Linked DNA regions of Homo sapiens: all the other regions are linked to region 1. The links are chromatin loops, found by intact Hi-C in ENCODE. Cell type or tissue: IMR-90. All regions are shown on one strand. Region 1 has its middle 3.7 kb from the start of SLC8A1-AS1. Region 2 overlaps SLC8A1 (solute carrier family 8 member A1). Region 3 overlaps SLC8A1 (solute carrier family 8 member A1). Region 4 overlaps SLC8A1 (solute carrier family 8 member A1). Region 5 overlaps LINC01794 (long intergenic non-protein coding RNA 1794). Region 6 has its middle 95 kb from the start of LINC01913. Region 7 has its middle 480 kb from the start of LINC01913.

Region 1 (4,000 bases):
AGGTTGAGGAGGGAGGATCACTTGAACCCAGGAGTTGGAGGCTGCAGTGAACTACATTCATGCGACTGCACTCCAGCCTGGGTAACAGAGCAAGACTGTCTCTAAAAAATAAATAAACTGGAAAACTTCTGCATACACTAGAAATCAATAGAGTGAACAGACATCTGTTGAATGGGAGAAAATATTTGCAAATTATTCATCTGACAAGGGACTTAGTAATCAGTAGACATTAAAGTAAACTCAACAGCAAAACAAATAATCTCATAAAAAAGTGAGTAAATGTCATAGACATTTCTCAAAAGAAGACATACAACAGGTAAATGGGTCAACAGGTATATGAAAAAATACTCAACATCACTAATCATCAGGTAGATGAAATCAAAACCACAATGAAATATCATCTTACCCCAGTTAGAAGTACTATTAGAAACAAGGCAAAAAAAATAGCAGTTGCCGGTGAAGATGTGGAGAAAAGGGAACTCTTAGACACTATTAGTAGGAACGTAAATTAGTACAGCCACTATAAAAAAAAAATGAAGATTTCTCCAAAAAAGTAAAAATGGAACTATCTTATGATCCAGCAATACCACTACTGGCTATTTAGCCAAAGGAAAGGAAATCATTATTTCAAAGGGATACCTGTGGCCCCCGTGTTTATTGCAGCACCATTCACAATAGCAAAGCTATGAAATCAACTTAAGTATTATCAGATGAATGGATAAAGAAAATGTGGTATATATATATACACAATGGAGTACCACTGGGCCATTAGAAAGAATGAAATCATGTCATTTGCAGCAACATGGATGGAAGTGGACATAATTACGTTAAGTGAAATAAGCCAGGCACAGAAAGACAAATATCCCATGTTCTCATGTAGGAGCTTTAAAAAGTTGATCTCATGGAGGTAGAGTACAATGATAGATAGCAGATCCTGGGAAGGATCTGTGTTGGGGATAGGGGAAAGAAGAGAGGTTAGTTAATGGGTACAAACATACAGGTAAAAGGAAAAAGTTATATTCAACAGCAGAGTAGAGTGACTATAGTTAACAACATACGGTATATTTCAAAATAGCTAGAAGCGAGGACTTGAAATGTTCCCAACACATAGAAATGATAAATATTTGGGGTGATGGATATCCTAATACCCTGGTTTGATCATTACAACACTCTGCATGTAACAAAATATCACATGAATCTCAAAACATACAAATATTATCTATCAAAAAAATTCTAAAAATGCAAAAAAGAACATAAAGCGATTAAGAACATACTATGTTTGTAGTACAGCTACCAGGCCAGGTGGAGAACTGTGAGTTCCAAGACAAGCTCATTGTTTGCTGCCTGCTGTGGTCTGAATGTTAGTGCCTCTCACAGATTAATATTTTGAACAACAAAAATACTTCTTTCTTGGATAAAACAACCTCTTTTAAATATCTTGTTCTGTATACGGACCTACTACTGTAGTCTGGTGGTTTTGTAGTTACTGCTAGTAGCAATGTGGTGGATGAGGGGCTAAGTTAAAAAAAAAAAAAAAAAGTGTCATACACCTAGGAAGTCCCTGCTAAGCACTGGAAACCACTCAGTCAATGATGAGTTAGACAAAACACAACCAGAATCCAGCCCTGGCTCCACTACCAAGCAGAAGGGTGATGTGAAATGACATGAGGACTTTGTCTTTCTATGTTAAAAGGCATGAGGACGGCAGTCCTCAGGCCCCTCACAGCATTCTAGTGAGGATAAGCAGAAATGCCTGTCACAAGTGTTGAATTCCTCAAGAGACTCATTAAAAGAATCAACTTCTATGGTAAGTACGGCTTTAGGTTGAAGGAAAGGGAAGGTAATTCACACTGAGATTCTCCAGCATGCTGACAATTTGCAAATGGAGAAGTAAAGCAGGAATTGAGCTGGAAAGGTGAGAAGGAAAGGTCTTAGTCCCAAATGGCACATGGTTGGCTTGAGGCCCAAAGTAACCACCCCCACAAGACACAGGTAGTGGGCCTTAAGAATGTCCTTCAGGGTGTACATCGCCCAGTAATACAGAAGAATCCAATTACAATCATGTGGTGTTTTCCGTCATATCAAATTGTTTATCAAATCATTTAATATATTGTAGATTTGGCAATAGTCTGCATTTCACAGGCAGCTCTTTCAATTTGAAAAACTGTAAATGTCTACGTGTCATTCCAATGCCAATGCTACCCTCTAGTGGATAAAACAAGTAGCTGGCTTGATAGAGCTCAACTCTCCTGCTTGGTCAATTCTCCTTTTGTAATTTGATAGCACTTCCTCATCAAACACAACTTCACCAAAAAAAAAAATCAAGAATCGTACTTTGTAATAAAAATTAATCCATCTTATGGTATCATGGACTAATATATTAGAATAACATTTGCTAGCAGTTTAATGATTATGACTACACCGAAGCCTCACTTTGAATAACATCTACATTTACCAAGAATTCAAAAAAGATTTAAGATTGAATTCCTTTTAAATATTAATATTCCTTGTAAACATGGTATGTGATTTGATTTATAAAAGCAATTTTTCTCACCACTCTTCAAGAACACACCCATTGTGTAAGATGCGTACATGCATTTCCATTGCCATTGAGGGATGAAAGGATTCTGCCTCCTCACAGGTGAGGATATTCAGGGAATTGTATGAAGTAAAGAATACGCTTTGGAGGAACTCAGATACACACTTAGAATCCAGCCCTGCCACTGGTTAAGGGTCTTAGTCCAGTCACTCAACTCTGTGGTTCCTTGGTTGCCTCTCTTAGGTCCTACTTATGACTTCTAAACCCCAATGTTTGGTGCCAATCCTGTTCTTTCCCCTACAAGGTCTCTGCATAGATCGACTCTAGAAAATCCTGTTTCTAAGTGAAAAAATCTCAGAATCTACTTTCAACCATGCCAGCAGTTCAAACTTCAGTCTTAATTAGGGGGAAAGTGGAAACAAATCTAGGATTCATCAGGCCATAGTGCCACACCCTCAAGGAGCCATTCATGTTTATAATCTTCACTTGAAACCACATTGATTACCTTTTATATTGAAGGGGGAAACCTTCTCTAAGATAAAATGAGCTGCCTATACCCCAGCTAGGATGGTGTCTTCTGGAGGGAAGCAGGAAGTTTCATGGCATTTTGGTGCAAGAGGCAGTCACTCTCAAGTATGTGGGGACAACCAAGATCACACTTTCCAAAGTTGTCTGGAAAATCACCTTGTTCTCTACTAGAAGAAAATCAAATCCCTACAGATACATGCAGCTGCAAGCAATTACTCATCTTCATTAAACACTCACTTAAAAGACTAATTCAAACAACGCTGCTGCCTGCCTACACCTGTGTGAGGAAAGTAAACAAGCTATAAGGGGAAAGGGTGACATCTACCCAAAAAAACAAAAAACAGAAAACACACATCTATAAACATATGTACATGGCCATTTCCAGAACACCAATATTAACTATCAAATCATCAAATAACTATTCTCATTACCAAGTGGCTTGGGTTACTCCCAAGATAAGCCATTGTTTCCATTGCTAAATATTGTGAACCACTTATAGAAATACACGTCCCAAATAAAAATGGCATAACATTATGATTCAAAAGAGACTTAGGAGCCAATAGTAGCCTCTTGCTTTCACTCAGGGGCAGCAGATCACATGCTTAAAAGTTTCAAGAAGCAACCGAAAATCTGTGCAGAGAATGAGCTTGAGAAACAAAGTATTACTACCACCAGGCACTACTTGGTAGGTCCAGGCAGTGTGCTGGAACATTTCTTGGGTTATTTTATTTTACCCACAAATACATGTTTTCAGTATCATTTGAGGTTTAGAGAAGGGCAGTAACCTGTCCGTAATCATACAACTCCTAAGCAGCCAAACAGGAGTTAGAACCATCTTACTCCCAAGCCCACAGTCATCACAAATCTCCTAGTCAGTCTCAGGGACTGACCTTAAAACACATGGAGTTTCAAACTTGGCTGCATGTTGGAATC
Region 2 (4,000 bases), 300 kb before region 1:
GGATTACAGGCGTGAGCCACTGCGCCCGGCCTCTACATAACATTTTTTAAAAAATTAGTTGGGCATAGCAGTGTGTACCTTTAGACCCGGCTACTAGGAAAGCTGAAGCAGGAAGATAGCTTGAGTCCAGGAGTTCAAGGTTGCAGTGAGCCATGAACACACCACTTCACCCCAGCCTGAGACAGAGTAAGATCCTATCTCTAAAGATAATAATATTAATAATAATAATTAGCATATATTGAGCTCTTTCTCTGTGCTACAACTCATAAATACTTTAGCAGAGAAAAGAATTGAAACTATTAAATTACACATATAATAAATACATAGCACAAAAAGAACTAGCAAATATAAAACTCATAAGGTTCTGTTTGACTTTACAGTGTTCCTGAAATTGAAAGTAGGGACCATCCCAAACTAGTCCACTGCTCCATGAGAATTGATCCGGTAAAATCATTGACATATCCATAGAAAGGAAAATCCAGAGTAAAAAACTAAGGTAGTTTGGGATGAGACAGCCCTCAAATATCCCTTCCTTTATCCATTAATTGCTTAAAATGCCTACCATATGTTATTCTTCTGAATGTTGGCCTGGAAATTCTCAAAAAAATACTGATCCATTATATGAGTTAAGATAATATACAAACAAACAGGCCGGATGCAGTGGCTCACGCCTGTAATCCCAGCACTTTGGGAGGCCAAGGCAGGCGGATCAGGAAGTCAGGAGTTCGAGACCAGCCTGGCGAAACCCCGTGTCTACTAAAAATACAAAAAAAAAAAATTAGCCAGGTGTGGTGTTGGGCACCTGTAATCCCAGCTACTCGGGAGGCGGAGGCAGGAGAATACTTGAACCTAGGAGGCGGAGGTTGCAGTGAGCCAAGATTGCGCCATTGCACTCCAGCCCAGGAGACAGTGTAAGACTCCATCTCAGAAAAGAGGAAAAAAAAAAAAAAAGATAGTGTACAAAGAAATGATCTGCTAAACAACTTCTGAACACGGGGCCTGGAAAGCATAAAAGACAGCAGATATATTTGGGGAGAGTTGCGGGGTTGAGGGCAACTCTCCAGCATGGCTTACTGACCTGGGAAGGAAGTCTGCTTTTCTGTGGGCAAAGCAGACTCCAGAGACTGTGAGGAAAACTTCACCTGATTCATAGCTGAAGAGGCTATAATTCCTTTTGTTAATATCCAGCAATATGTTTTGGTCTTGAACATGTGAGGCTTCACATGTGCATGTGTGTGCATATTCATACATGGAAAATGTATGGGGAGAAACAAATGTGGAGGCAGACGCAGATGCCAGATTCCTAGCCCTCATCAAATGGGACTTCTTCAGCCACACAGTCATCATTTCTACCACTGGCTACACACTTAGGTTTTCTGAGGATTTCTGAATATCTGTGATCATCTGTGGCTATTCATTTTCCATGACCCATTTAATTGAAAGGTGGTGTGGTTACTGTTTTTCTTTTAGGAAAGCAGAGATTATTGCCCTGAAGTCTCTGGAAATTAGCCACAGCTTGCAAATTTGGAACACCCAAAGCAAGCTTGATGAATTATCCCCAGTGTAATATCCCCAGCGCTTCTGCCAGAAGAAAGGCTTGGCAGTGTGAGAGAATTGATGCAGCTCTAGTTTCTGTTGTACCAGCTGCAAAGTGGACTTCGCCCCTTCTACCAAAACACAGAGTAAAATGATCACTTTTGAAAAAATATTTGAGATGACGGGGGAAAAAATGTCCTTGGGATTGTTTGTCAGATGCTGGGCTGGTTGGTGTTAAGCATAATTGTGAAGAAATGAAGGGACTTTGGTTAAGTACCCCAAGTTTCCTCAGTATCTTAGTACTTTGCTACTGCTGGTGCCCCTTTCGGTTATTCATTCATCCATGAGCAACTGTCACACATGACATTCACCTGCCGAAGATGCACCTTAAGCTCAAGATTTAGTTGCTGGTGATGGCATTGTCCCTTTTTGATAGAATATTGAAAGACAACAGCATTGATCAGCAGGTTCTGGGTGGTTAGTTGGTGGTTCTGGGATCCACTTACTCCATCTACTGGTCAAATATATCCAGTCTAGAAAAGGCTATTTCCCTTGGCTGTGGACAGTGGATACAGCTCTAAATAAACATCTTCAATGGTAGGTTTCATTCCTGGGTCACTCGGTGATCTTACCAGTGAATTATCTGTGGGTACTCATATCACTGGGAACAGGAATTTGAGGCCTGGAAATTTGACATGAAATGTGTGATCATTTCTGAAGTCATCTAACTCAAAGTAGAGACCTACAGAGAAGAGACAACTTAGTCATCTTTAAATTATGAAGACTTAAAGCTATGGCATAGTACCTTAAATTCTGGTCAGTATTGATCTGCAGCTAATGATGATGTCACCTCCACAAATCAGACATGGGTGCTTTACAGAGCTACTTACAGGCAACTTCTGGCCCTGACTTAGCCTTAGCTCTCTTGCCCAACCCCCCTACACACACATGCTTTGTTGCCCTAAATTTATGAATCTACACATAGGACTCCTCAACTAAGTCTACATGTGGCTGATAGCAGAAGGCAGCACTGTTGCACAAACAGGAACTCTGAGTTCAAGCAATACTCTGCCCAAGAATTTGAAATTGTTGATGCAGAAAGAGAAAAGAGCAAGCAAGAAGAAAGAAAAGAAAAGAAGAAGAGTCTTCACTTGTTAATGCTCCATCTTGCTTTCTTTGAGGTGCTCCTAATGCCTTCAGAAGGCAGCAGATTTATAGATCTGAAGAGAAACAACAGGATCCCTGATGCCTTCAAGATATTGCATCTCGGCCAGGCATGGTGGCTCACATCTGTAATCCCAGGAGTTTGGGAGGACCACACAGACACGTTGCAAGGTCAGGAGATACAGACCATCCTGGCCAACATGGCGAAGCCCCGTCTCTACTAAAAATACAAAAATTAGCTGGGTATGGTGGCATACACCTGTAGTCCCAGCTACATGGGAGGCTGAGGCAGGAGAATCGCTTGAACCCGGGAGGCAGAGGTTGCAGTGAGCCAAGATCGCACCACTGCATTCCAGCCTGTCGACAAAGCGAGACTTGTCTCAGGAAAAAAAAAAAAAAAAAAGATATTGCATCTCTTCTGTTTAGCACCTGGAAATAAGTAACAGATAAGTCGCCAGAATGAGGAACTATGACTTAAAAGTCTTCCCTTAGATTAACTGGGATTTATGTCTCTTTCTCTGTCTCTCTCTCTGGGCCATATTGAAATCCTTTTCCTCCTCTTCCTCTCTTCATTGCTTATTTAAATTACATAAAATCTTTATGGATTTTTCAAACCAAGACAAATACAGTGCATTGGAGAATATATTATGAACAATTGAAAATGTTTTATTTATGCTCTAAATATATTTTGTTCATCAAATTTGGATTAGGTATAGAATTATGATATTATGTGGGCATTAACTAGTGATGCTGTTCCCTATTTTATTCATGCATCATCTTTTATGTTTTTAGTGTGTGACAGACACATCACTTCACTGTTCACATCTTCAGAAAAATTATTTTGCTTTATTTCTAAAGTGATCCGGATTCTGTATCACTCCCATGAAATAAAAGAGGACCCTAGAACCTGGGTTTTTCATCTACCTCTTTGCTGAATCCAGCCCCTTAAGGATGACTGATTTTGTCCAAGTCCAGATTTCCAGAAGTTCTTTTTTGGCCCTGATAGTCCAAACCATTTGAAATACCTTCAGGATCCATTCATTTCACTTCCATAACTTCACAGGGTCTGCTGCTCTGCTTTTCTCATTGTCCCTGAGGGATTCTTTTCTGGCTTGTGTTTCTCTTCCCACCACCTAAACATGAAAATCTTCCAAGATGCCTTTTTCAACCACTTAGCATGCCTCCAAGTATCTTTCCTTTGCTAAATTTCCACATAATGACTATCACTTCAGCATTGATGACTTTCCCATCTATACCTTTAGCTCTAATCATTTTTGTAAACTTCAGGTCTACATTTTTA
Region 3 (4,000 bases), 450 kb before region 1:
GGACATGTTATGGTCATACTAGGGACTGAGGAGGAACAGAAAGGACATTTAGTCAGAACTAAGGGGCTAGATAAACTGTATTGCATGGGGTAGTCTCAAATAACAAAAAATTTCTTTGAGTTCTAGGTCACTCTGAGCATTCCCAAGAAATCCACAGAAGTACAAGTTCAGTTTATAATTATGAGAACACAGAATTTAACTTGTACAAAAAGATGTAGTTTTTACAATGTTTTAATTTGTACTAAATGTTTGAGGGATGCAACTATGATGTAAATTGAGGAAAGATTATACTTTATTTGGTTTATAAACTTACCAAAATTTATTCCCAATTTTGGAATATTATACCCACCCAAGGCAACAACATTTTGTGATATTTGAGTCACCAAGACAACACCTCTGTATTGATTTGCAACTGTAATTGTCACATGAAGATATATCATTTTTATTAACATAGTGTATTATTAATGATTAAATGGTAAGTGGTGTAGCATTTTAAAATATTTTGAATTTGCTACCCTATATATTAAAAAATAGTAGCACAATGATGCATTCTTTCTTCCTTTCTTTATTTTGGTAGTTGGTAATTTGTCTTGCAAGTGTTATTCCTACTTTAAATTGAGATTATTTACCTGTATACCTTTTTAAGTACAAATAAATCTGGGCTGTCATTATTTATGCTAACACTGGTTTTGTGTCCCTGGAATCTATCTATCTAAGTTTTTTTTTCTTTTTTTCTTTTTCCATTTTCCAGTACCTATTAGACAGAATGGCTTTCAATTTTTTCTCTTACTTCCAAACTTAGTCATTATAAGAAGATGTAGGCCAGGCGCAGTGGCTCATTACTGTAATCCCAGCACTATGGGAGGCTGAGGCAAGTGGATTACTTGAGTCCAGGAGTTCGAGACCAGCCTGGCCAACATGGTGAAACCCCATCTCTACTAAAAATACAGAGATTAGCAGGGCATGGTGGTGCATGCCTGTAATCCCAGCTACTCAGGAGGTTGAGTCAGGAGAATCACTTGAACCCGGAGGCAGAGGTTGCAGGCAGATTGTGCCACTGCACTCCTGCCTGGGAAACAGAGCAAGACTCTGTCTCCAAAAAAAAAAAAAAAAAAAAAAAAAAAAAAGGAAAGAAAAGATATAAACATCTGACTATCTAGCATAATTATTATTGAAAAATTATGCATTTCAGTGCATAATATTCTCTTGTAAATGAATTTATTTCTCATTTATATTAGAATTTGGGCAGAGGCAATCCTTCCTACCCGATACGTGTGGCCACTTACCATATAGGGCATTTGGTCTACCTCCGTGTGTTCCCAGTGACTGCAGATGACATCATTCAGTAGAGAAGCATCGTGCTGCTCTTAGTTTATAGGCAGTGAGGTACCCTACAGATTAGACCACCTCATAATGAGTTCTTGATTGCACTTCAGATTGTCTTGATGGGGCACCAGATGAGGTCCCTTTGTATGAAATGGCCAGATACTGAACATGTTCTCAAGTGTTTACAGTAATATTAAGACTATTCCAAAACAAAAAAAAAAAAAGGCTCCTTCAGGAGCTCTACTAATGTGCATAACAATTTTAAAGTATTGGAAGAAGTGAAGTGTTCATATATAGACCCACATGTGCCCAACTGATCTTCCAAATCATAGCAATAAGCCCTCTTACATATCACAATTGAAAACTTGTAAGTAATTTGACACTTGAAGTAACCGGCACACATCAAATGCCTGGATGTCTGGTTGTAACCATCCTGTTCATTATGTGAACTCCTAGCAAGCACTGATTGCCTAGTGTGCTTAGAGAGTATCTTAGCCATTAAACTCCATTCATGAACAAGGGTCTCTTGAATTCACTGTTAACACCCGAATGCCATGGTTTCTGCTGTTGGGAAATCTTCAACTTACTAAGTCCCTTTCTTCACCTCTTTTCTCTACTCTATCTGATGTCACCATAGACAAATGATAGCTTCCTGCTAGTGGACATTTAAAGACTCAGGGTAAGTTTGCTCTTTTCATGGAATGAGATCCACACGAGATCTACAGGCTCTTTTTGTGCTCATTTTATTCTGACTCTCCAAATGTCTGACTCACAATTTATCCTTGAATGATTTTCTAGATTTACAAGGAGGTGCCCTGATAAACCACAACACTGTGTGGCCCCAGCAGAGGGTGCTGGACCAATGGCAAGAGGGCAGACCTTGCCCTAATGCTAGAGAGATCTTTGTAAGAACTAGAGTCTCATGGAGTAGTGGGCTCTGTCTCATAGGGGTTGAGAGTGTGATGCAGATTCTAAAATTAGGTTCCTTGGGTTTGTTGCCTTTACAGCTATGTGACCTTGGGCAAGTGACTCAACCTCTGTATGCCTCAGCTCTGTGTACCTCAGTTTCCCAGTGTCTAAAGTGAGAGAAATCATAGTATCTATCCTGTAGGGTTGCTGAGAATGAGGCATAAATAATACAAGCAAAGTGCTTAGAACAGGCTGGCACACAGTACATTCTCAGGAAGTGTTAACTGTTCTTGTTATTCAATAAGGTAGAGGATAACCACCTGTCACAGATAAAGGGCTCTTATATAAATACCTGTTAGCCTAACCACATATAAATATATAAACTATGCCTAATTCTATTTTTAAAAAGCTTTAACTTAAATGTACTTGCTATCCAATATATTAAAAAAACAAATGGTAGCATGATGATCCCAAATTTAGATAAGCAAGGTTGGCACTTGGCTCTACCTCTTGGGAGCTGTTTTAACCTTTATTTACGGAGTGCCTAGCATATGCTGGACAGTGTGCTGGGCATTAGGAATAGAGTGGAGGGGCAAAATAAAAATGGTTTCTGTCTTCGTGGAACTTCAATCAATTTTGAGCCTCATTTTACTTACCTCTAAAATGGGGATAGTAACATGACCTTGTAAGGTTTTTGGGATGATTAAATAAATTAAACACTTAAAACTTCTGGCACATGCCAGTGGGCACTAAAGAAACATTCTCTTTCTTTTCCATTTCAAGAGCAGCCCTACCACAGACTCTTGCACAGCCGTTACTCATTATGTATCTGTTTTTTTTTTTTTTTTAAGTTAAACTCTGGGTAAAAGATATTTAAAACCAGAATGCATATTTTTGATGAGATGTTGATTTTTAATGAAGCCTACCTGAAAAGCTGCAGCAGCAATATTTTATCCTATGTAAAGCACACACTTGCTTCTTACTTTGTACCCCTACTGCAATGAATCCATGCCTCTATTATAGGACTTAAATTGTATATTTCCATATACTCTGTATCTTTGTTTTCCCAACATGATTTCTGCCCTTTGGGGTTTCTCAGTAACATACTCAATTCATTACTAGAGCCTGTTGATGTGTTTCTTCCTAAATATCTCTCAAATCCTTCCACTCCTCTTATCTCTACTTCTTGACCCTAAACCAAACTGTTATAATGCAGTACACAGATCATTTTTCTCCATTGCCTCCAGGTGCCTTTTGATCTCTTTTCTACCCAGAAGCTGCGAAGATCCCATTGTCTCTCTTCGTAAAGCCTCCCAATGCTTCTCATTGCGCTCAGGACAAAAACCCTTTTTCACACTTAAAAGGCTATGCATGTACTTACTACCAGCACTGTCCAAGAAAAATATGAGTCATGTATGTACCTTTACATTTTCTAGGAGTCGTCTTAAAAAAGTAAAAATAAATAGGTGAAATTAATTTTAATAATGTATTTTATCAAACCCAAAATGTCCAAAATGTCATTTCAGTATGTAATCGATGTATGAAATTGAGAGAGTTTCATTTTTTCACAGTCTTCAAAATAAAGTGTGTATTTTACATTTACAGCCCATATATTTTGAACTAGCCCCATTTCAAGTGCTCAATAGCTGCGTACGTGCTAGATACCCCTTCCCCACCTTCAGCTTCACTTTCACTTCTTTTCTGCCCAGCTTTGTATGTTGACCTTCTTTCCATTCCTCCAATCACCGTGTTGTCTCCTGTTCTG
Region 4 (4,000 bases), 190 kb before region 1:
TGCCAGAAGTATTTTTTTTCTTTCAGCTGTGAACCAGCCTGTTTTGTTTGACAAGCCTTTCCAGATTCATGCAGCTCAATCACGTGCTTGTTGCCAGTTTGAGAGTGAACCTATTATTTCAAACTTGTTGCCGTGACCAATTTTTACAAAACTGAAAGTAGCACTGTGAGGTGGATTGGACCTAGTGATGAGGTGTCTACACTTGCATCCTTTTCTTCCAAGAGAATATTCTGACACTCCAACTCTAGAAGTCATGTCATTAGTAAAATGAAAATAATAATTGCTTAATCACTGTTTAGAATTAGTTCATACTTCTTCAGAGCTTGAAGCCTCCACGACTCAACATCAGATCCATGGATAGTATTACTATACCTTTACCCAAAGACTGGATTTATTTTGTAAAAATATCAGAATGGGTCTGGGTCCCTTTAAAGCAACTGACAAGGTATTTAACAACATTTTAAAACAATGAAGAAAGGATGATTCTGCAGAGGCTGCTGGGTTACAGAGGAGGGCAGAGCTTTTGTCAGACTCTCTTGATGTTTTGCTCTTCCTGGTAAGTTTTTATCTATCATGGTTCCCAGTGGAATATTCTCCATACACATTCTGTGGGAGGATATTGACATGGCTCTAGACTCTGCCTTTTATTTTCTAATTCTCCTTGGAGAATTAGAACAGGCATTCCAGAACTTGTAATATAGAGGGGAAGAAAGAAAAAATGGCAGATGCCTCATTGATGGATCCACAAGTTTTGTACAAAAGCACACACCATTCTGATTGTCTCTATATTAACATTGTACTCACCAAACAGCTTTCTAAAGGTGACTGGAACAAGATAAATATCAACTGGATAATTACCTAAGGAAAAAGAATAAAAAAGAAATCAAACCAAAAAAAAAGCAAAAAATTGGTCAGTTTAGCAAGCGTGTTTTCCAGGATCATAGGCTCATAAACTATACAGTCAAGAGAGTGAAACAATTTTAAAATCAAAAGTTAGAGCCTTTTATATTTCTTCAGATGTACAATTTCATAAATCAAGCATTTATTTTGTGCAAAGTATTATATTAGGTACCCTAAATGGTATATAAAGAATTCAAAACAGAGTAATTTAAGAAAATTAACACTAGTCTTTGATTTAGTCAGGAAGAGTCCACTTATGGCATTCTAATTAAATTAACCTTCCATTTTGGTCTACATTTTATCAATTTGAGATTGCTTAATGGGGCCATTTTGAAACCTATCAAGAAACTTTCCTCTAACAGAAATAGAAATATTAATTTTCTTAATTTCACATTCTGTCTTCCACTAATAAGATAAATGGATTCAGACCCAACACACACATCCAGAGATTACCATGAGCCAAGACCTGTGTAAGTTTGATATAGGGTCTTTTATTCAACATTTCAAGTTGGGAAAATCTTATTACAAAGATCATTTGCCTCACCATTGCTGAATTCTTTTACTAGGTGTTGATGCTAATTCATCACTGGATTTTCTTAACTCTGCCTGTTGCTCTTTTGGACTTTGAGGCATGTGGTTCTATTTCAGTGAGTTACAACTCCAGCTCTCATCTTTTAACAGCAAACTAGAGAACATCTCACTCTTCATCTCTGAGGACACAGTGTTCTCTTCATTTTAACATCAAAAAGTCACCAGAGAGAAGACCCAAAGGCTTTTCTCTTTGGAAAAGGAATCTTTAATTGTTTCAGAGGGTGAGGAATCTTCAGCTCTCTCTGGACTTGATTGTCCTCATCATTAAATGGGAAGACTTTACCTTTAGCTTGATTTTCCAGAACACATCAAGCCCCGTATGGTCAGTGTTTCCCTGTTATCATCCACTTATGTGTATGGGTTGAAGGTACTTTAAGTTGTGAGCCAGCTGCTGCCCATATTGGGTCACCAATGCACTTGTCAAGCCCATGTAACCACATGAAGTTTGATAGAAATATAAACATTTATTTTGAAATAATTCCATGTGCACGGTTGGAAAAACAGTCTCCCTTCCCTGAGAGGAATGAGTAATTTCTCCCTTTTCAAGAAGTGTACAGTAGAAAATGTAATGAGATTGGAATGGATTCCAAATCAGTGACCTTTTTAAGGCTGAAACCACTATTTTAAATGAAAACTTTAAGTTCATACAGTTTCTTATAGTAATTCTACTTTTATTTTTTAGTCAGTGTGCTTAATCTTTTAGGAAAAAAAACTAACCAGTTATTTTTTACTAAAGTATGTGAATTACAAACAGGATGTGCAATGACCAGGCAGAAAGATATTTAAAGGTGTAATTATTCTAAAGGAAGATGAGAAAAAATTCATCTGCTACAGATTCAACTGTCTTTTAAATGCCTCCCTTGTCATGGAGTAAATGACTACTCAAAAGGATTTCACAAAAGACTTAAATCTCACCCTTAGCAATCAACCGGTCGGCCACAGCTCAGATGCCTCATTAGCAAAATGAAATTGCACAACAGACGAAACATAGCAAAAGAATGTAGACATTTCCATGGGGTGGAAGAAAAGAAGAAAGAAAAAGCAACCATAGTGAACTCTGCTTGCATAAACAAAGAATGTTTTAGTGGAATAAATGTAAGCTTTCTCTTGAAGGAATCCCAGTTAGAATGTCATTGGAAACGGCAAAACTATTTCAGCTTCATAGCAGTAATATATTCCAACTTTATTACCACTGAGGCACAAAGCTAAATTTGTCAGGGGGAAAGGTAAGCAAAAATTACTGACATTGCAACCGATAAAATGATCTTGTGAGACTCAATATTGAGAAAGAAAATTAAAATAGCTAATATTTCTGTTATAATTCCAGTGATTACTAAGACTTCTGCCAAGGGATAAAATTACTTTTCCTTCTCTCATTATAAATTTCTATATAGAGCTATTTTAATGCAGTAAGGACTGTATTTTCATATTTTAATAAATCCCTCACGTTGAATTTGCCCCCCATTTCAGATTTGATTAGGAAATACTAAATTGAGAAGGCAGGTTTTTCCATCTTTTTAAAAACAAGTATGCACCATAAGCATTTTCAGCGGATGTCTGCCTTAAGCAATCTTGGTAGAGCTGTCAATCAGTGGCAGGTGCTTGTTTAAGGAAGAGAACCTGTGAATAGATTTAGCCTTTCTTCCTCACAGACAGCTGCTCATTCACACACGCTCATCTCGTCTTCCTCAACTTCTTGCACCAATCCCGCCTCTTGGATTGACCCACATCCACCTAGCAGTTGAACAAACTGCAGATTCTAATTACATGTCCCGACAGTTGCTCAACTTAATTTTTCACCAACTGAATTTCATGCATTGCCCCTTGATGTTCCTTCCCTCTGTTCACTCTTTTCTATAAGTCCTTGCATTTGATATACTTTAAAATGGATTTGACTAGGAAAAAAAAAAAAACCAAGTCAGCAAACCCTTGTGTTCATTCAAGAAATTGTGAACAAATTTAGCTGTTATGGTAATAATCCTGAGGTGAGAGAGAAAATATCACCTAGGTGACAAGAGATCATTTTAACGCTATTACTAAAATAGTATTCTATGAATAGAGGCCATAGAATTTTCTACAAATAGACTTGTAGGGACTCACATTTTGAATCATATTTTACTTATAGGTTTGCTGTATATACTGATTAAACTTCTGAACCTAAAGATTCTCTATAATTAAACTAGCACAAATATAATCTGTCCCTTACCCACATTGTAAGAATGTCTGGTGGGGGAAATCCAATATTGACCTTCACATTCCACATGGAAAATCTTTGTCCCCAGAGTGCAATTAGGGTGATTAAAAATAAGCCGCTTTTGTGAGTCTCAAGTTTGTTCCCCAAACAAGCAGCATCAGCAACTGGAAATTTGTTAGACATGCAAATTATCCAGTCCCACCTGAGACTTCAGCCCAGATCTATGAATCAAAAATTTTGGAGTGACCCTGGCAATATGGACTTTAATAAGCCCCTAGGATGGTTCTGATGCATGCTCAAATTTGAGAATCATTG
Region 5 (4,000 bases), 850 kb before region 1:
AATCATGACTGCAGGATAAATGAACCTTCTCAGTAGCCCTTAATATTCAAGATCCTTTGCTCCCACAGTGATAGCTACTAGATGTTCAGCTACTTTTTTATACTCTCTTCTAGAAAATGTAGGAATCTGTGGGTTCCTGTAAGGGTATATGGCTACAGTACAGCTTAGGAATGCCTTCCCGTGTTCATTTATTCTTTCTCTGCTCTTTCTCTGTCATCTCCGTATTGGCACATGACAGTGTGCACGACCATTTCTTCCCAGGTGGCCAAATGGTGGACAAGGATAAACTATCCTTGATTTCAGCTTTCTCTCTAAACCTATTCAATAAGCTTTCCTACTCTAAGAACACAGTTTGGAAAGAGGCATTTCAGATACAGAGTCCCATATCTCTGATTTCTTTCATCTTATGTGCTTTGATGGACAGAAAGTGCAAGCTTCACATTTTCTCTTCCTGTCTAGTGTAATATTTACTTCTTTCTAAAGTTTCTTAAAGTATATAATGTCTTATGGGGCAATGAAAGAAACTAGATCTCTTGGGTTAAATTTCCAAGGAACCAGGATCTGATGTGGAAATATGTATGGAAGAGAGTTACTCGGGAGTCCTCTCAGGGAGAAAATTCAACATCTACTACTAACAACAAAAAAAGGAAAGAAGGACATCAAAATAGTAAGAGAAGGAAACTTCCTCAAACTCAAAAAATGCCATCCATAAAACTCAAAAATAAGAAGAGAAGGAAATCAAAATGAGAAGCAAACTTCCTTAAACTATAAAAGGGCATCCATAAATCATATATCTGGCATCATGCTTAATTTGGAAATAGTATGTTCCTCTGAGGTGATGAACAAGTCACGATATCAACTATCTCCAGTTCTAGTGCACAGTGTGCTGCAGATTTAAATTTGTAGGGTAAAACTAAATAAGTAAAATAAAATAAAATGCATCCAGATTAAAAAACAGAAGAAATAAAATGCAGATCCATGTTCCATGTACAGGAAGCACAAGATTTCAATATTGACCCTTACCTCACACCACATTCTATAATTAATTTGCAATGGATCATATAGTACCTGTAAAACATTAAAAATTTTCTAGAAGGAAATATTTGCAGCCTTGTATAGGCAAAGATTTCTAAGGGCACCTAAGAACAAAACATAAAAGAAACTTCGATAAAATGATTATTATCAAAATTAAAATTTTTTCTCCTATAAAAGTCATATTAACAAGTCTGCAATAGAATGGGAAAACTATTATATATATAAAAATATATAAAGCGTTATATCCAGAACATATAAAGAACTCTTACAACTCAATAGGAAAAAGTCTAGTAACTCAAGAACGTTACTATGTCTCACTAGGTCAAGCTCCTCATGACCACAGATTTAAGGAAATGTATAGTTGCTTAAATGTTTATAAGTAAATGTGTTATAGTAATCATTCCACTAATTCTATCTCTTTGCATAAAATTCACAGTTTACAAACCAAATAAAGTAAATTAAAGTTAGTTTTGCAATAACTGAATTATAGAGGATTAAGAATTGTCATTTTTCATTTGGAAGGGAAACTTCAGAATTTAATTTTTTTTTTACATGTCATATATGTGTGCTAGAACAAAAGGAGATCTGGGAGGTGGGAGGTTCTTACTATTTCCATGACTGTGCGTAGGTTAAAATTTAAACCTTTTAATTAAGGCCATGTCTCCTAATGGGCCAGAATTTTACAAGTGTAACAGTTTAAGGGATTTTGAGACAATTTTGCTGAATCCCAAGTAAGTACTGGCTCCATGAGTTTTCCTTCCTGCTCCTGCCATCCTCGACACTACAGGTTTACTGACTCCCCCTTTTTAGGGGAAATATTAATGTACTAAGCCGCTGGTAATTTCAGTGAAATAATACCTTTTTCACAACATATAATTTGGTTAGGCTGATTGAAGTCTTGAAACGCACTGAGTGGCATATGTGCTAAAAGACCAGGGGATGATATGTAGATTGTGATCTCTAGGCAGCTTGCCTTGAATAGCAATGAAAGGAACAGTAATGAGATTCCACGGGTACCTTGATCTGGATCTTGTCTTTTAATGATAGGCCACATTGGTTCTTCTTACTACTTAGCTTAGCCAATGCTAATCCAGTTTGTGGAGACAGTGGGGACAGAACATTTCAGATCTTCGTATGGGCTCTATTCTCTTATTTGTAACATTCTGGGTGGGGGAATATAACATGTAACCACTGGAGGACAGCAGAGAGCCAGGAGCAGATGCAGTGGTGCCTTGCATGGACACATTTGGAGTAGCAGTTGATGCAGTAGTCTGTAGCCAGTTATCACACCCCTGAACCAGGCTCCAACTTAATTGGAGAAAAGAAAAATACTTAAGTGCTATCCATAAAAGAGACTTAGAATGTAGTCCTCTAGCGTATCACGTCATTGGTATAAAATTTTGGATACTAAATGGAACAAGTAATACATAGAAATGGAAATGGTAAATGCTTCAGAATCAAACAAGTATTAATCTATTTAACACGTGTGTGTGTGTGTTTGTGTGTGTGTCTGTGAGATTTTAAACACCACTGCATTCAGACTAGCCAACAAACATTTCTTGAGTGGCTGCTATAAACCATGTACTCAGCTGGAATTTGTAAATAAGAAGATATAATGAAGTTCAGAAAAAGTTTTGAACAGAGAACTGCCATTATAAAAGGAATGTTTAAGGCAAATTCTCAAGGATGTAGAGACATGGCCTATAAATAACTTTAGCCCTAATTTAGACAGGAGTAGTAGAATGTGAAGATGTTATCACAATGCCAGTATTTAACAGAAAATAGGAGAGGTAAAGATAGACAATGAGACCTAATTGGAAAGGATTAAATGAATTGGAAGGTAAAGTATGAGAAGCATATCAAAATCAATACCATAAAATGCATCTAAGACATAAGGAGAGTGAGGCTAGGAAAACAAACAAACTAAAATTTTAAAATTCTGGACTTATTTCTAATGTTATTGGAATAATTAAATACTATTCCAGAAAAATTGAATCAGTAAATTCAAGAGGGCAAAACAAGGGTATATCACTTTTTAAACTAAGAGTGGGAGGAAAGAGAATAAAAGTAAAAGCTGACAACTACGGTTTCACAAGTTTGAAATTGAAAGAAGAGAAATAAGATTGCAAAGGGGGTAACATTTTTAGAAGAGAAAGAGAAAATGTATGAAACTTAGATCCAATCATTGATATGTGTCAAATACTTCAAAAAGTAAATTTTAATTTGTTTTAGAAATAGCAATAGCTAAAACTAAAACCAAAACAGAAACACAAATCATTTTCTGTTTGAAGCCATAAACAACACATTGGAAACTTGTGATAAAAAATCATCCATATAGATTCATATTATAATGAAGATCTTCTAGTACTTTCAATATCTCACTGGACAGAATCCAAAATGAGCCTACATTAAACGGAGTTTTGGGCTGTTACGGTTTACAGTAACAAGAAGAATTTCACTTCCTAATTGTGTTTGGTGAGTTGGATGTAGCCCAAGTAAGAAATGTGTTGGTGGAGTGCCTGTGTTCATTTCATTAGGCTGCTAGGAGATGTTATAAAAATGACATATTACATTTATATACAAGTGTTTTTTCCACAGAGCTCTAAGCACTGTATCTTTCTCTGAAAGTTCTGCATACTTATTAACAAGTACAATACTCTTGAGGGGAGAAGGTTATAGATATTATTTCTCTTTTTTGCTGGCAAGGGTACAAAGAAGCAATGTAATGTGTTCACAGAGACAGAGACAAAGACACAGCAAGACAGTACTTGATTAGCTTAACCTGTATTTATGAGACATAATTAGCGTGCCTAGTATCTGCAGGAAATGTGGCAACTAGATTGAAGAACTACCACATCCACCAATGTGAGCAAGCTATGGGAAGAAAAGATTATGTGCTCACAACTTCTGTAATACAAAACTTTATCAAAGGAAAAATCTTATGAGATCTATGCTGACCAAATAG
Region 6 (4,000 bases), 1.9 Mb before region 1:
GTGTACACTCGGCCAGTTTCTACCCTGCTCTGTGCTGTCCTGGAGGGTCTACTCCCAGAGAGTGTGTCACTCCAGGCTTCCCTGGCAGCCTGGGTGGTGGAGGAGAGGGAGGTCAGGGCACTTGTCACTGCTGCCTCTCTGCTTTGGCCCCTTGTCACATCCAGGACTAGGGTTTTTTCACAACTTCTGCCCTCACTACACTCTGGTAATGCTACTATCGCTGAGCCCTTCATCTCTAGGGAAATTAATGGCTTCCTGTTGGGTGCCTGTTCATTCTTTTATCCTGTCTACATTTCTATGGTTAGTCCCATACAGGGTGAGTTCTGTTTCTTGCCACATTTCTAACTGTTAAAACATCCAAACAGGGCATGAAAAGCAACAAGGAGTTAAGATTATATTTATCTGTGGTTGTCAACCATGGCTCCATATTAGAATCCCTTAGAGACCTTTAAAAATCCTGTGTTTGGGCTCAATTCCTACAAATTCAGATTTGATCAGTCTAGAGCAGGGCCTATGATTGGGATTGATGGTTACAATTTTTAAATTTTATTTATTTACTTATTTTTTGAAACAGAATCTCACTGTGTTGCCCAGGCTGGAGTGCAGTGGTGCAATCACAGCTCACTGCAGCCTCAAACACCTGGGCTCCAGGATCCTCCTGCCTCAGCCTCCTGAGTAGCTGGGACTACAGGTGGGAGCCACCACATCCAGCTAACTTTTTAATTTTCTGCAGAGACAGGGTCTCGCTATGTTGTTTAGGCTAGTCTCAAACTCCTGACCTCAAGAGATCCTCTCTCCTTGGCCTCCCAAAGTATTGGGATTACAGGTATGAGCTACTGCACCTCTGATTGATATATTTTAAAAGATGTTAATGTGTAGCCTGAGTTTGAAACAATCAGTACCTCTGATTAGTATTGATTGTTGGGGCTGGGGGAAATTCATCTTTTTCCTTTTCTTGGTGGCAAAGGCCCCCTCTTTTTTTCTTTTAAAATTTTTACTAGAGAGAGTTTGATATATACACAAAAGTAGGTTGAGTAGAGCAATGAACCTGCATGTACCCATCACTCAGATTCAACAGTTGTTAATTCAGAACTTCAACTGACTGTGATGTCCAACTTCAGATGACTGATGGCTGACTGGTGTCAGGCATGGCCTGTCAATCTGTAATGCAGCTTGTAAGAACACCCACAGATACAGGATGGATCTGGTGAGCGGTATTTGAAATCTTAAAGCAAGGAGTTTCTTATGGCAGGAGTGGACTCAGTTTACACTTTACCAGTTATATGGGGAAGTTTAATGGCATTGCACTATTAAACCATGCCAAAGATGACTTTCGAAGATTCTGATCTCAAATGTTGCTTGGTTTGACTTGTCTCTTAATGTAGATCTGGATGCTAGCTTCAGAGCCTCTTGGTAGGACATTTCTAGAAAGTAGAACGGTATTGTTGATGAAAAAAAGTGGCCTCAGTCCAAAGACAGATTTCCTTTTCTATAAAATGAGGAGGGAAAATTCCATGAGTGCCTAATGTTCTTTCTGGCAATGATACCAGAAAGTGAGTCTATGAACCTAAGAGAGTGAAAAATGTCAATAATCTTGAATGGTGTTGGTTGGGTTGGGGAAAAATTTGAAACAAACTTGCCACAGGTCAAGTGGCTTTCATGAAATTGACTTAATTACTTATCACTACTAAATGAAAATTGAATCTTTTCCTAAGACTGAATATCAAACACATGTGCCGAATTCCGGTTAGAAAAGTATGATTGTCATTTTTAGTGTTACCACTAGATGGCAGGGGTGCCCCACAGTGTTGGTAAAAACCACCCTGCATTTTCAGGTAAGGAGGATCTGAAGGAGAAATATACAACTTGCTTAATAATTTTTAAGTAATCATGTATAGGTTCAGCCATGGTTTGGGGAGGTAAGGTAGTGGGGTTTGGAGTGAAGATAATTTTTAAAGTAACATTGGGATTTTTCAGGAGGATGGCCTGACAGATGTCTAACCGTTTAGAAGTAAACCAGTGGCCCCACCTTCTGTTCTAACAAAGGGGGTACAGGTCGTGTGGTGTGTACTGGGGTAGGTTGACCCAGTGTGGACTTTACTGTCTCCTTGGAGAAGATGACAAATGGTGGCAATGGCTCGGAGGCAAGAAGGTCAATCCCTTGTGACAATGTCTAGTTGTTTTGAAAAGTAGGCTACAGGGCTCTTGATATTTTTTAAGTCATTAACATCCCTAAACTCATTTCTTGTGTCTTGTGTATGAACAAGTCAAACAGTTTTCTTAGGTTAGGGACTCTCAACGCTGGAGTTGTTAATATATATATTTTTAATGGTTAGAAAGATCTTTTGACATTTTCCAGTCTACTCCAGGGGTTCAGTATCTTTTTTTTGGTGGCAGGGGGTGGTTTTATAGAGAAGTTTTGCTGTAAGGCCAAAATTGGGAATCTAAATATGGGCAAAATCCAGTCATACTTAAAAACCCTCACAGTGTCACCATGTCACCGTGTTGTGGGTCTGGCCACAATGAAAAGAGCTTTTCTCCATCTTGAAGTAGATTTTTTTCTGTGCCTGAGAAAGTTTAAGTCTAAGATACCTAACTGAAGGGTTTTGAGATCTGGGTCTTTTCTTGGATACCTTACATCTGCATCTAGTCAGCTGTAGTATTCTGGTCAGAGTTTCTGTTGTTTACTAATATGTCCTCAACACACTGTAACAAAATCTCATTTTTAAATTGACTTCTTGAAGGTCTTTAACAAGTATTTTTCTCAAAATGATTGGTGAGTTTTTAAAGCCTCGGGGAAGTATTGTGTAGCAATACTGTTTAGCTTGTGTGTCAAGGTCTTATTATTTACAGGCAAATAGTTCTTGGGATTCTGGACTCGAGGAATATACAAGAAGGCACCTTTTTAGGTGTTAAGACTGAAAACCAGCAAAACTCACTGATGAGAGTTGTGAGTAGTGTGTGAGGATTGGGGACTGCCAGATGGATGTCTTTGAGGGTTTGGTTAATGGCCCTTAAATCCTGTATAAACATATATTCCTTAGTTTTCAGTTTTTGTACTGGTAAGATGGTCAATGAGACCTCCAAAGAGGCCTACAAATCAGGAGAAGAAAAGGGGGTGCTGGTTGCACACAGAAAGCTCACCAGAGATGTCTCCAGAGACCAGAAACTGTTTTTCTGCTGCAGGCAAGGTTCTGCGTTGAAGGTCGACACCACCCTGCCAATAGGGCAGCCCCTGGGGATAGCTCTTAGTTCAGGAGAAACAAGTGGCTGCCTGGGCTGTCTCTGGGTCTGCCCTAAAGGCAAGGGGGCCCAGAGATGTAGGCAAATGCCCAGAAGGCATGTGGTTCCTGGCTGACTCGCCACAGATTGCTGCAGCCTCAAATCCATTTTGTCAAAGGATTCTGGGCAAGAGGTTTTTTTTTTTTTTTTTTTTTGGAGTCTTGCTCTGTTGCTCAGACTGGAGTGCAGTGACGCAATCTCAGCTCACTGCAACCTTCACCTGCCAGGTCCAAGCAATTCTCCTGCCTCAGCCTCCTGAGTAGCTGGGACTACAGGTGTGTGCCACAATGCCTGGCTAATTTTTGTATTTTTAGTAGAGATGAAGGTTCACCACGTTGACCAGACTGGTCTTGAACTCCTGACCTCAACTGATCTGCCTGCTTGGCCTTGCAAAGTGCTGGGCAGGAGTTTTTAAGGGGATCATGGAGGGTGAGAGTCTGGAAAATTTGAGGTCATCGATTGGTCAGAGTAAGGAGGGTGAAATCATTATTATTATTTTTTTTAACGAGCTGGCTTTTTGCTGGGCCCTTCGGATCAGCTGGCATGGGTAGTTTTGTGGGTATGCAGAGCCTAATGGAGAAACTCAGTGGAAAGCTTATTATCTCACAACGTCTTAGGTTTCATCTGTAGAACAGAAAGAGAACAGTCTTGTGACAAGGGCTACACATCCCGGGGTAGTAAGCAGTGACAAGCCACAGGTGGGCCGAAGTGCATACTG
Region 7 (4,000 bases), 1.5 Mb before region 1:
AGAAGTGGGGATCCAAACACACCCTATCAATATCACAACTTTGCCTTTAAGTGTTCTGAATGCAATAGTGAACTAACAAACCCTAGTGACCAAAAGCAACCATCCCAAGGTTACAGTATTAGCCATCCTAATAAATGCAGTTTTCCCAGGGGGAGAGTACAGGAGCAGAGTACAAGAGGAGAGTTTGTGAAAGTCCCCTGCAGCTCATCCAGAAGTTTGCTGAGGTTAGTTTCCTTTCTGAGACCAGCACAATGTCTCAGGTTTGAATTATTTGCTGTTAGGACCTTTAACCCTTACTGACCAGATACTAAGGAGCTTGAATAGTCTTCCAAAAAAAAGTCAAGATGGTTGGCTCTTTTCCCTGTCCAGGATCAGCTACATAATTTTGGGGGCCCAGTACAAAATAAAAATGTGGTGCCTCTTGTTCAAAATGTATTCAGATCTTTAAGACGGTGACAGTAGAACTTTAAACCAAACGTGGTACACTGTGCAACTGCACCTGTCGCATGCTCATGAAGCTGTCCCTCTCCCTGTTCTTGGCAAGTTACATATTCCACAGATGTCACATGAGTCTCAATTGTACATGAGGAAATGTTGAGATCCAGATGAAGAGCCTGCCTGTAAATTTGGGGTTAAATGCCAACGCCAGTACCTTCTGGGAACTGTCTGCTGAGAACAGGCATCACATCAATCCTTGGGATTATTGGCTACAGTAAACCTCTTTCAATTAAGTGCATCGCTTCTCTTCCATTGTTCTGATACCCCAGGTTGTTTGGGAAGGTTTGTCACTTTGAGGGATGTGGCTTAATAGCGTATTTTTAATGACAGGTAGAAATACAGTAACCCAACAAGCTGGATAGAGAAGTGTATAAATTGCTGACGGCTTGAAACCTTCCACTCCCTTTAATTTTGCTGATCCTCAGGGTCCATTTTCAAGGGCAATGCAACTAGCTGCTATTAGCTATAAGTTGCAGTTCTCTCTTCTTAATTTTGATGGCTGCTTGCCAGCTGACCCCTGCAGTAATAGAAAAATTCCTGTTAACTTCAGAGCTAATTTAAAATAAAAGTGTACTTGGATTTTTAATCAGACGAAAGATTGGGGAGTGAGGTGAATGGGACATAAAGACTGCGTATCAAATATCCCTTTCTAGGACACATACTGTGTTCAATTTATTTAAAATAGTTAGCTTCCTGAATCTCGTTTCCCATTGACTTTGTTTAAATATGGCAGGGTACAAAATTTTGAAATTACCAAGTGCCTAATTACAATTCAGTTGTTGCAATTGCATAACATCTCTAATCGTCTAATCAGTATTCCTCTTGCTTCTCAACTAGATTATGTACTTTTCAAGCATTGTGTTTTGTAAGAACTTGTTTTCTTTATATAATAGAATGTTAGAATTGAATTACTTTAGAGGTCATTTATTTCCGTTCCATTTAAGAAATAGGTGTAGATTTTTTTTTTTAAGAATGCCGTGATAAATGCTGGGTTACCAAGATGAGTAGACACGAATTCCTCACATGGCTCTAAGAGTTATCAATCCATTGAATTAGAAAGAACAAAACCCAGAGCAGAGATATATGAATGGCCTGCTCTGATACAAACTGTTATGAAAACATAGAGGGGAGACTAACTGAAAATATCATTAATTCAGTTGTAATTATTGAGCTCCTACCATGTGCCTGGTACTTTATTAAGTGTACAGGATAAAGCGGGATATATATTGTCCCATCCCTATTTGGGGAAGACTACAGCAAACAAGTAGCTTTTTTTTTTTTTTTTTCCCCAAACTTAAATAGACTCCGTCTGGGCCAGCAGGGGGCAGGAAAGAAGAGACAAACGAGAGAGCACCCTCCTTTGTCCCACCTCTCACTCAGTGTAGCTATTTCCCCAGTAATATTTATAATAGTGGTGGGCATACAGGCTGAGTTAGTTCTCATGGACAATTAAGTTCTCAGTTAGTTAAGTTTTATGAGTTGTGGCAGTTTCTTTCCATGGTATTTTTTATTTCTAATACCTCATGTTTTTCCCAATTTTAAGCATATGCATTAAATATATTCCAGCCCAATTTCTTTTTTTGTTTCAGAGGATGCTTGTTTATCCTCTTACATTCTTGATGATATAATAAGTGACTCACTTACAGCTGACAGTGTCTTTGGACTTTGCAAGTGAGTGCATGCTGAATGGGGTGTTGGATGGAAAAGGGGTGGGGAGATTAGGGTGGCTTCTATGTCCTGGAATAAGTTATTCCTGTGCAAGGTGAACAGGCCCACTGGTCTCGCCAGAATCTTTCCTGCTGTCAAAGAGATACAAAATATGTAGGCTCAGCAGCATAGATCAAGTAGATGAACTTCTGGGGAAATGAGAGGTTTTACATTTGTAATGTCAGCAAAGGAAAATGGGAGCTATAAAGTTCCTGCTTGTCATTAGTGTCACATTTCCAGCAGACTTCAGTAATGTGACTGAGTTTATCTCCCAGGGAGACTAGGAGTCTTGCTAGCTATTAGATTTTACATTTTCATGCTAAATTCTTCATGCTGGCTGATCCAGCAACAATGTCTGTAGGATGGGCACAGAGAAGACCTACAGGGGAATCAATATGACTACTGTGGTAAAAGTGTGTATGTCTGATTTTCCAAGAGATTCAAAGTCATTTGAAGCATTTAAATTATTTATTAGCCACAAAATATGTGTTTTGTCTTGAAGATGAGTGAGTTGAGAACACCCACATTTTTATTTTAATTACTGAAAAAATACTGGACCTAGAATCAGAAGATCTGTGTTCAAATCTCAGCTCTATCACAGTCATCTGTGTTCACTTAGGCAGACTACTTAACCTCTCTAGGCCTCAGTTTCTTGTTTTAAAATGGATCTAATGTGCCCAGGAAGTGCCGTAATAGTAAAAGGGTATAGGATATATAATAGCAAAACATTTTATTATCTTGACAGTGCTGTACAGATTCTTTTTTTCCTTCACTTGCACAGTCCTTTGAGATGTTATTGGAATCCACAGGTGCTGTAAGAGGATATTTTAATTCTGTACATCAGTGGGAAGTGAGTGGGCTAGGTGCTAGGAAATCGGAGATCTGGTTGTGTCTCCCTACCACTTTAGACAGTTATTCTATTATTTATTCATCCATTCATTTGCTATCTCATTTTGTAAGCCATTTAATGTGCCTTACATAGATTACTTGGTCTTTTGATGTTTCAGTTTTCAACTCTATAAGAGGGCAATAATACTAGTAATTCAGCTCTTCCACAAATTTCTTAAGGGAATCAAATGGCATGGACCTAGCAAAAGGATGTCCTTAAACCCAAACAACAATAGCAACACCAGTTTAAGAGAAATGAAGTTGAGGCTGCAAGTGGGATTCAGAGAACACTGAAAGATTGGAAGATAAAGGGAGAAGACCAGTTTCCAAGAGAGAGTAAGACTCCCAAGAGTGGCCTACATAAGCCTCTAGGGCTCTGTGTGACAGTGCAAGGGTGGAGAATGCTTGAACACCCCCCGTAAGTGTGGTAGAATGCTAGAAATTGGAGAGAGGCATCAACCAAACTGTGTTTAACAGCCAGGCTTGAGACCCTGGGAAGCATTTTCTGTATTTACATTTGTAATGTCAGCAAAGGAAAATGGGAGCTATAAAGTTCCTGCTTGTCATTAGTGTCACATTTCCAGCGGACTTCAGTAATGTGACTGAGTCTATCTCCCAGAGAGACTAGGAGTCTTGCTAGCTATTAGATCTTAATAGGAAATCAGGTGAGGAAAAAGAAAGATATCATTTTCAGACTTGGACTACAAGGACAGGCCTGCCCAGTTTCAATATTCAGCTAAGCACCTGCCATGTGGCACCATCAACAGAGACTCTGGGCAGCCTGAGTGACTGGGTGGGATGGTTTGTTGATACCACTGTACTATACTCCAAGATACAAAAGAATGGCTGACAGTTCTGAAATATCTGCTGAAAAATGCAGGAGAAAAACAGATGGGGTCTAAGATTC

Evidence for each region. Peaks named below come from ENCODE experiments on the same cell type or tissue, not always from the same donor. Only the 100,000 strongest peaks of a DNase experiment are listed, where the experiment ranks them.
Region 2: it touches region 1 in a loop (4-fold over the local background); 6 of 110 quality-filtered maps call a loop at or near these places.
Region 3: a loop joins it to region 1, with 3.0 times the contacts of the local background. A loop is called at or near these places in 2 of 110 quality-filtered maps.
Region 4: a loop joins it to region 1, with 4 times the contacts of the local background. A loop is called at or near these places in 5 of 110 quality-filtered maps.
Region 5: a loop joins it to region 1, with 6 times the contacts of the local background. A loop is called at or near these places in 37 of 110 quality-filtered maps.
Region 6: it touches region 1 in a loop (19-fold over the local background); 60 of 110 quality-filtered maps call a loop at or near these places.
Region 7: a loop joins it to region 1, with 4 times the contacts of the local background. A loop is called at or near these places in 11 of 110 quality-filtered maps.

What each region holds. Positions count from the first base shown.
Region 1 is chr2:39,911,968-39,915,967 of GRCh38, reverse strand. No RefSeq gene overlaps it. Among named protein-coding and RNA genes, the nearest start is that of SLC8A1-AS1, 3.7 kb to the left of the region's middle. In IMR-90, a CTCF peak has its summit at 2,209 (motif pointing left); a DNase peak (open chromatin) is centred at 2,187; H3K27ac peaks cover 834 bases.
Region 2 is chr2:40,211,387-40,215,386 of GRCh38, reverse strand. All of the region lies in intron 2 of SLC8A1 (solute carrier family 8 member A1), which reads left to right. The region is part of intron 3 of SLC8A1-AS1 (SLC8A1 antisense RNA 1); the gene reads right to left. Among named protein-coding and RNA genes, the nearest start is that of SLC8A1, 240 kb to the left of the region's middle. In IMR-90, a CTCF peak has its summit at 2,059 (motif pointing left); a DNase peak (open chromatin) is centred at 2,146; H3K27ac peaks cover 161 bases.
Region 3 is chr2:40,359,015-40,363,014 of GRCh38, reverse strand. The region is part of intron 2 of SLC8A1 (solute carrier family 8 member A1); the gene reads left to right. Among named protein-coding and RNA genes, the nearest start is that of SLC8A1, 91 kb to the left of the region's middle. In IMR-90, a CTCF peak has its summit at 2,181 (motif pointing right); no DNase peak of the experiment used is centred here; H3K27ac peaks cover 149 bases.
Region 4 is chr2:40,101,767-40,105,766 of GRCh38, reverse strand. SLC8A1 (solute carrier family 8 member A1) reads left to right here. Exons shown (of 11, transcript NM_021097.5): 11 at 1-4,000. It overlaps SLC8A1-AS1 (SLC8A1 antisense RNA 1), which reads right to left. Exons shown (of 5, transcript NR_038441.1): 3 at 805-858. Among named protein-coding and RNA genes, the nearest start is that of SLC8A1-AS1, 190 kb to the right of the region's middle. In IMR-90, no CTCF peak of the experiment used is centred here; DNase peaks (open chromatin) are centred at 1,976 and 2,476; H3K27ac peaks cover 3,492 bases.
Region 5 is chr2:40,758,487-40,762,486 of GRCh38, reverse strand. The region is part of intron 3 of LINC01794 (long intergenic non-protein coding RNA 1794); the gene reads right to left. All of the region lies in intron 2 of LOC105374497 (a long non-coding RNA gene), which reads left to right. Among named protein-coding and RNA genes, the nearest start is that of LINC01794, 14 kb to the right of the region's middle. In IMR-90, a CTCF peak has its summit at 2,230; a DNase peak (open chromatin) is centred at 2,246.
Region 6 is chr2:41,780,550-41,784,549 of GRCh38, reverse strand. No RefSeq gene overlaps it. Among named protein-coding and RNA genes, the nearest start is that of LINC01913, 95 kb to the left of the region's middle. In IMR-90, a CTCF peak has its summit at 1,786 (motif pointing right); no DNase peak of the experiment used is centred here; H3K27me3 peaks cover 226 bases.
Region 7 is chr2:41,398,090-41,402,089 of GRCh38, reverse strand. No RefSeq gene overlaps it. Among named protein-coding and RNA genes, the nearest start is that of LINC01913, 480 kb to the left of the region's middle. In IMR-90, a CTCF peak has its summit at 1,825 (motif pointing right); no DNase peak of the experiment used is centred here.